2 separate regions of the Homo sapiens genome follow, and region 2 is linked to region 1. A link is a loop called in an ENCODE intact Hi-C map of the cell type or tissue named here. Cell type or tissue: adrenal gland. All regions are shown on one strand. Each heading gives the region's core, and the rest is flanking DNA. Links, peaks and the distances in the headings are about the cores only. Region 1 has its middle 6.2 kb from the start of CHSY1. Region 2 overlaps CHSY1 (chondroitin sulfate synthase 1).

What was found. Peaks named below come from ENCODE experiments on the same cell type or tissue, not always from the same donor. Only the 100,000 strongest peaks of a DNase experiment are listed, where the experiment ranks them.
Region 2: it touches region 1 in a loop (3-fold over the local background); 52 of 110 quality-filtered maps call a loop at or near these places.

What each region holds. Positions count from the first base shown.
Region 1 is chr15:101,256,812-101,259,729 of GRCh38, forward strand. No RefSeq gene overlaps it. Among named protein-coding and RNA genes, the nearest start is that of CHSY1, 6.2 kb to the left of the region's middle. In adrenal gland, for the core only: a CTCF peak has its summit at 1,503 (motif pointing left); no DNase peak of the experiment used is centred there.
Region 2 is chr15:101,183,190-101,186,107 of GRCh38, forward strand. All of the region lies in intron 2 of CHSY1 (chondroitin sulfate synthase 1), which reads right to left. Among named protein-coding and RNA genes, the nearest start is that of LRRK1-AS1, 33 kb to the left of the region's middle. In adrenal gland, for the core only: no CTCF peak of the experiment used is centred there; no DNase peak of the experiment used is centred there; H3K27ac peaks cover 815 bases.

The sequences.
Region 1 (2,918 bases), core at 223-2,722:
TCCTGCTTCTGAGATTTGTCCTCCAGCCATACCAGTACAAAATGACACTTGAACGAGGTTATTCTCTGCGACACTGTTTGTGATAGTAAAAGATCAGACCCCAGTGTTCATGTATAGGGGAATGGATAAATACACAAAGGCGCACCCATCAGAGAATGAACTATTGTGCAGCTGTAAACCACAGCAAGGAGGCGCTCTCTCTACTGAAATGGCACAAAACAGAAAGCAGAAAGAATAAGAAGTTTGCTAGTGTTTTTATAACAAAACACTAGAGGGATGCACAAGAAATAAAAGTGATGGCCTAATGGGGGGTGGAGAAAATGAGGGCAGTTGAAGTGTGTGGGCAAGATTTCCCAATTGGGCACTGATAAATATCATTGATATCACTGATGTGTATATATATATATAATTTATATATATATATAGTATATGTGATATATATATATATATTTATGTATATATCACATATTCTTTTTTCTTTGAGACAGAGTCTCGCTCTGTCTCCAGACTGGAGTGCAGTGGCGCGATCTCAGTTTACTGCAACCTCCGCTTCCCAGTTCAAGCGAGTCTCCTGCCTCAGCCTCCCCAGTAGCTGGGACCACAGATGTGCACCACCACGCCCAGCTAATTTTTGTATTTTTAGTAGAGACAGGGTTTCACCATATTGGCCAGAATGGCCTCAATCTCTTGACCTCATGATCTGCCCATGTTTGCCTCCCAAAGTGCTGGGATCACAGGCGGGAGCCACCGTGCCTGGCCCTTTTTGTGGTTTTTAGACTAAGTTTTGTTCTTGTTGCCCAGGCTGGAGTGCAAAGGCGTGATCTTGGCTCACTGTAACCTCCGCCTCTTGGGTTCAAGTGATTCTCCTGCTTCAGCCTCCCAAGTAGCTGGGATTATAGGTGCCTGCCACCATGCCCGCCTAATTTTGTATTTTTAGTAGAGACGGGTTTTCATCATGTTGGCCAGGCTGGTCTTGAACTCCTGACCTGAGGTGATCCACCTGCCTTGGCCTCCCAAAGTGCTGGGATTACAGGTGTGAGCCACTGCGCCCGGCCATGATTTTTTTTTAAAGACAGGGTCTCTGTCACCCAGGCTGGAGTGCAATGGAGTCATCCTGGCTCAGGGCAACCTTGACCTCCCAGGCTCAAGCCAACCTCTCACCTCAGCCTCCCAAGTAGCTAGGACTACAGGCCTAACTTTTTTTTTTTTTTTTTTTTGAGATGGGGTCTCGCTCTGTTTCCCAGGCTGGTCAAGTGATCTTCCTGCCTTGGCCTCCTGGAGTGTTGGGATTACAGGTTCGTGAGCCACGGCACCCAGCCTTATTTCCCTTGTTTTATATGTGTTCCTCCTTGTACTTTATTCTCGGACCTTCCATAATATTAGAGCCTTGTGTCATGTCTTTTTTTAGCCTTTTAACATAGAAAAATAATTTTCAAAATTTCCTTGGATAGCGTATTGAATATAACAAAGGGCTGGAAGGGCAGTGCCACAACTTTGCGACAATGGCACCCTCTTGTGGTACACAGCTAATTCCTGCGAAGTGAGGATTTCTGTTTAACCTTGGACTTAAAGAACAATGGTCAGACATTTTACTTTATGGTTAATAATAACCTACTTCTAATTATCGCCTATTCCAGCATTTTCCAAGGTGATACCCTGGTTCTGGATTTGTGGTTCTCCAGCTGGTGACACTGTAACATGAGAGAAGTTGAATTAAAAGCTGTCGGCTGGAAACTCCCCCTAAACTCTGAGGGAAGTAGGTAGGTTTAGCAAGCACCCAAGATGATTCTGATACCCAGAGTGGTTTGAGAGCCACAGTCTCTGCTTTCATGTGAGAAATGGGTCAGTTATCTCCCAACAGATGCAAACTGTCAGCCAGCGTAAGTTACTGCGCATGGCTGTAGATGCTAGCTGAGAAGCTTTTGTCTTCCTGCATCTGCATGGGTATCTCAAGCTGCAGAGGAGCTCACCCAGGACAGCTTGTCCGCAGGTCCTTGCTGCCGAAGTCTGAGCCAAATAAGCACTATGTGGCTGTACAAAATCCGGAGTTGTCTGGGGTGCTCTTGGGCACACTGCCTCCCACAGCATCAAACATGCTCACAATGCAAAAGGTCATCAGAGTGCCTTCCCTCAGCCCGGCAAATCTTGTCCCATGGGGGCTGGTGGGCATAGAATCTGGGGCAGTGGGAGGAGGGGCCAGGGTTAAAGGTCAGAGAGGTTGTTTACATCACTGGGCTTTCATTAGCCCCCCAACACCAATGCAAAGGGAATGAGCCCCTCTTCCTCCCCATGAGGGGCTGCTGACCTCTTTGAGACTTCTGTTTTCTTTGCAATTCTCCTAAAACTGCAAACTTTTTTTTCTGTATTTTGAAAATTTTTGTGGATATGTAATAGTCATATATATTTATGGGTACATGTGATAATTTGATACAAACCTACAATGTGTAATGATCAAATCAGGGTAACTGGTCACTTCAAACATGTATCATTTCTTTGTGTTAGGAACATTCCAATTCTACTCTTCTAGTTACTTTGAAATACACAATAAATTATTAACTAAATCACCCTATTGTGCTACTGAACACTAGATCATATTCCTTCTAATCTATCTCTACTTTTGTACCCATTAATCATTCCCTCTTTATAATCCCTGGTAATCACCGTTCTATTCTCTATCTCCATGAGAAAAATGGTCTCACATATGAGTGCAATATTTGTCTTTCTGTGCCTGGCTTATTTCACTTAACATGTCCTTAGTAGTTCCATTTATGTTATTGCAAATGACAAGATTTTATTCTTTTTATGGCTGTGTAATATTCCATTGTGAATATGTACCACATTTTAAAATCCATTCATCCATTGATGGGCACTTTTTCTTTTTCTTTTTCTTTTTTTTTGGGGGGGAGACAGAGTCTCAC
Region 2 (2,918 bases), core at 269-2,768, 74 kb before region 1:
AACAAAAAGCACACAGGAGGGAAAACAACAATATAAAAAAATGGATCCAGAATTAAGGGAGTCAGGTGCCTGGGTTAAACTCTAAGTATCCAGTATAAAAAGTACAGTATAAAAGTATCCAGTATAAAAACTACAGGAAAAAGCAATCTAAAAATTTCCACAGAGGAGGAAAAAGGGCATATACAAATAATCAGAAATGGAAATGGCACCGGACACAGATAACACCACTGGGAGCTGAAGAACAATGCCTTCAGAAGTGGGAGGAGTGGAAAATTATTCTCAGTGTAGAATTCTCTTCCCAAACTATCCATCCAGTGAGAACAGCAAAAGATGTCAGATACTCAGGACTCAATTTTACCTTGCACTCATTCCTTCCCAGGAAGCTACTGAAGGATATGTTCCTCTAAAGCAAGGAAAGAAAGCTGTAAAGAAGATGACAGGATCCAGGAAACAAGACGCATGGGCCAGAATGACCATGCAAGGAGGCACCACACGGACAGCCCTGCAGCAGCTGCGGGAACACGTGCAAACGGGGGAGGGTGTGGGTGCCCACTGCCTCCATCTCCAGAGTCCAGCTCAGTGCTTGACACATCGAGTTCATAACAAGTGAGGTCTTTAAACAGAGCAAGTATGGAGAAATTGTTGAATGACATCCATACAGAAGGAAACAGCTGATGATGACAGACACGATATGTTACACATGGTAAACGGCATACAAGGATAAGGCTGGGCTCCTCTGGCCAGGATGTGTTTTAAAACGCAAAAATCAGCAGCATATTTAAAGAGAAAATATATACTACTCTGGAGAGATGATATAGTGGTCACCTTTTTTTTACTCCCTAGACCAAATGTGACTGCACACTTTATTCCTGGCCGTCCATACCCCACACAGGGAGGGCGGGCCCCCACGGGAGGCCTCTACATGACTGACTACTTCTCACACACCCACTAGGACAACACATCCCCACACATTTTCAGGAATCCATTTCACAAAGTGTTTTAGAAGCTGCCTACGGTTGTTACTTTCACAGAGTGTGTGTGCTAAGGGGGTGAACATGGAGAAAAGTATTGACTAAACAGGCTGGTAGAAGCTGTAAAACAGACTGAGGGTTTTAAACTACAGTGAAAGTTGCTGTAAGTACCTTCCGGCTAAACTCTACAAGTTTGAAATAAATGTGTTACATATATATATAATTTTTTTTTTTTTTTGAGACAGGGTCTCCTTCTGTCATCCAGGCTGGAGTGCAGTGGTGTGATCTCAGCTCACTGCAACCTCCACCTCCCAGGGAGCTGGAACTATAAGCATACACCACCACATACAGCTAATTTTTGTATTTTTTTGTAGAGATGGGGTTTCACCAGGTTGCCCAGGCTGGTCTTGAACTCCTGGGATCAAGCAATCTGCTTGCCTCGGCCTCCCAAAGCCCTGGGATTACAGACGTGAGCCACCCAGCCCGGCCATTTTCTTTTTTTAATGAAAAAGAAATCTGTTGTAAGATAAAAAGGTGTGTGTGAGTGGTGCACATGCACATGCTTGGGGGAGGGAGCACCTGAGAGAAAGTGAACTTAAAATAAAGCCAAGTCTACGCCCAGACTGGCTGGTGGCCCCTGCTCTGTCCCAGAGGAGTTACTTTTATTAATTTATTATTTATTAATGTTGCTACGGTATATAAACAATTCAGACAGAGAAGTTCCTACCTGACAGACTGGGTGGAACACATACCTGTAATGATCTTTAAAAAAATCTAAACTCACGTCAAGGAAATAGCTCTCCCTTTCTAAAAGAGGGTGATGCGGGTTTAAGCAACAGGTGAGCAGACACTCTGTCGCAGGTAAGGACGAGTACCTCCACCTTAACCAAGACCTGCCCAAATGGGCTTCGGGTGGTGCCCTTCAGCCAATTTCTGTACAAAGCCTTGTCATAAATGGCTTTGGTGTAGAGGTAGGGAAACATTTTCTTGTTACCCTCAGCGTGTGGAATGGGAGATGGAGAGGCAGAAATCAAATATGCTGTCTTTAGAGCTCTTTAAGAACAGGAAATGTGAAATATAATGCAAAGCAAAAATGTCAATGAGATATTAAAGCCAGGTTAGGAAAGAAATTCATACATCATCTGTGATTTCTGAATGGAGCAGGAAGGAAAACCTAGGGAAGCCCTGACGGGCCCCACCAGGCTCCAGGGCCATGGGACCTCCAGGCCAGCCCTTGCTCTGAGTGTGAACAACCTCCATGGAGCACCCTCCATCCTCCTTCCCTGTGAACACTCTCCATGGAGCACCCTCCATCCTCCTTCCCTGTGAACGCCCTCCATGGAGCACCCTCCATCCCCCTTCCCTGTGAACGCCCTCCATGGAGCACCCTCCATCCCCCTTCCCCGCCTTCCCAGGTAGCCCTCCCATGTGACCACATCAAGAGATCTCAGTGCTTCTGGATGGAATCTTTGCCTCTGTGGCAAGGCGGCCATTTGTACTGAACTTTTGAATCCCCTGCAATGTTCTCCTCGAAATATCTTTTTTTTTTTTTTTTTTTTTTAACCTCACCAAGTTTCCAGTTTCTCTGCTGTGATTTGGGTTTTCCCTACTTCCTACCTTTCATTTTTCTTTGAGGATGCGTATTTAAGAGGCATGCTGTGGGTGAGATGAAACTGAATCATTTTGCTCTAGGCACATCAAGGAGAAATGCTGGTCATTAAGCGTTTAACGCCTACATCTCCAACCATCTCCCTGCTTTCCCTCATATTATGGGCTACGTCACTGCTCACCACCAGAATGCCATTAAGTAGGAAACACGCAGGTAGCATTTAATTACTGAGCTCCAGGCAATTTCCTGCATTCAACAGGAAATTGTTGAAGTCCCTGACCCTTAAGTAGTATAGTCAGGCCAGGCATGGTGGCTCATGCCTGCAACCCCAGGAGTTC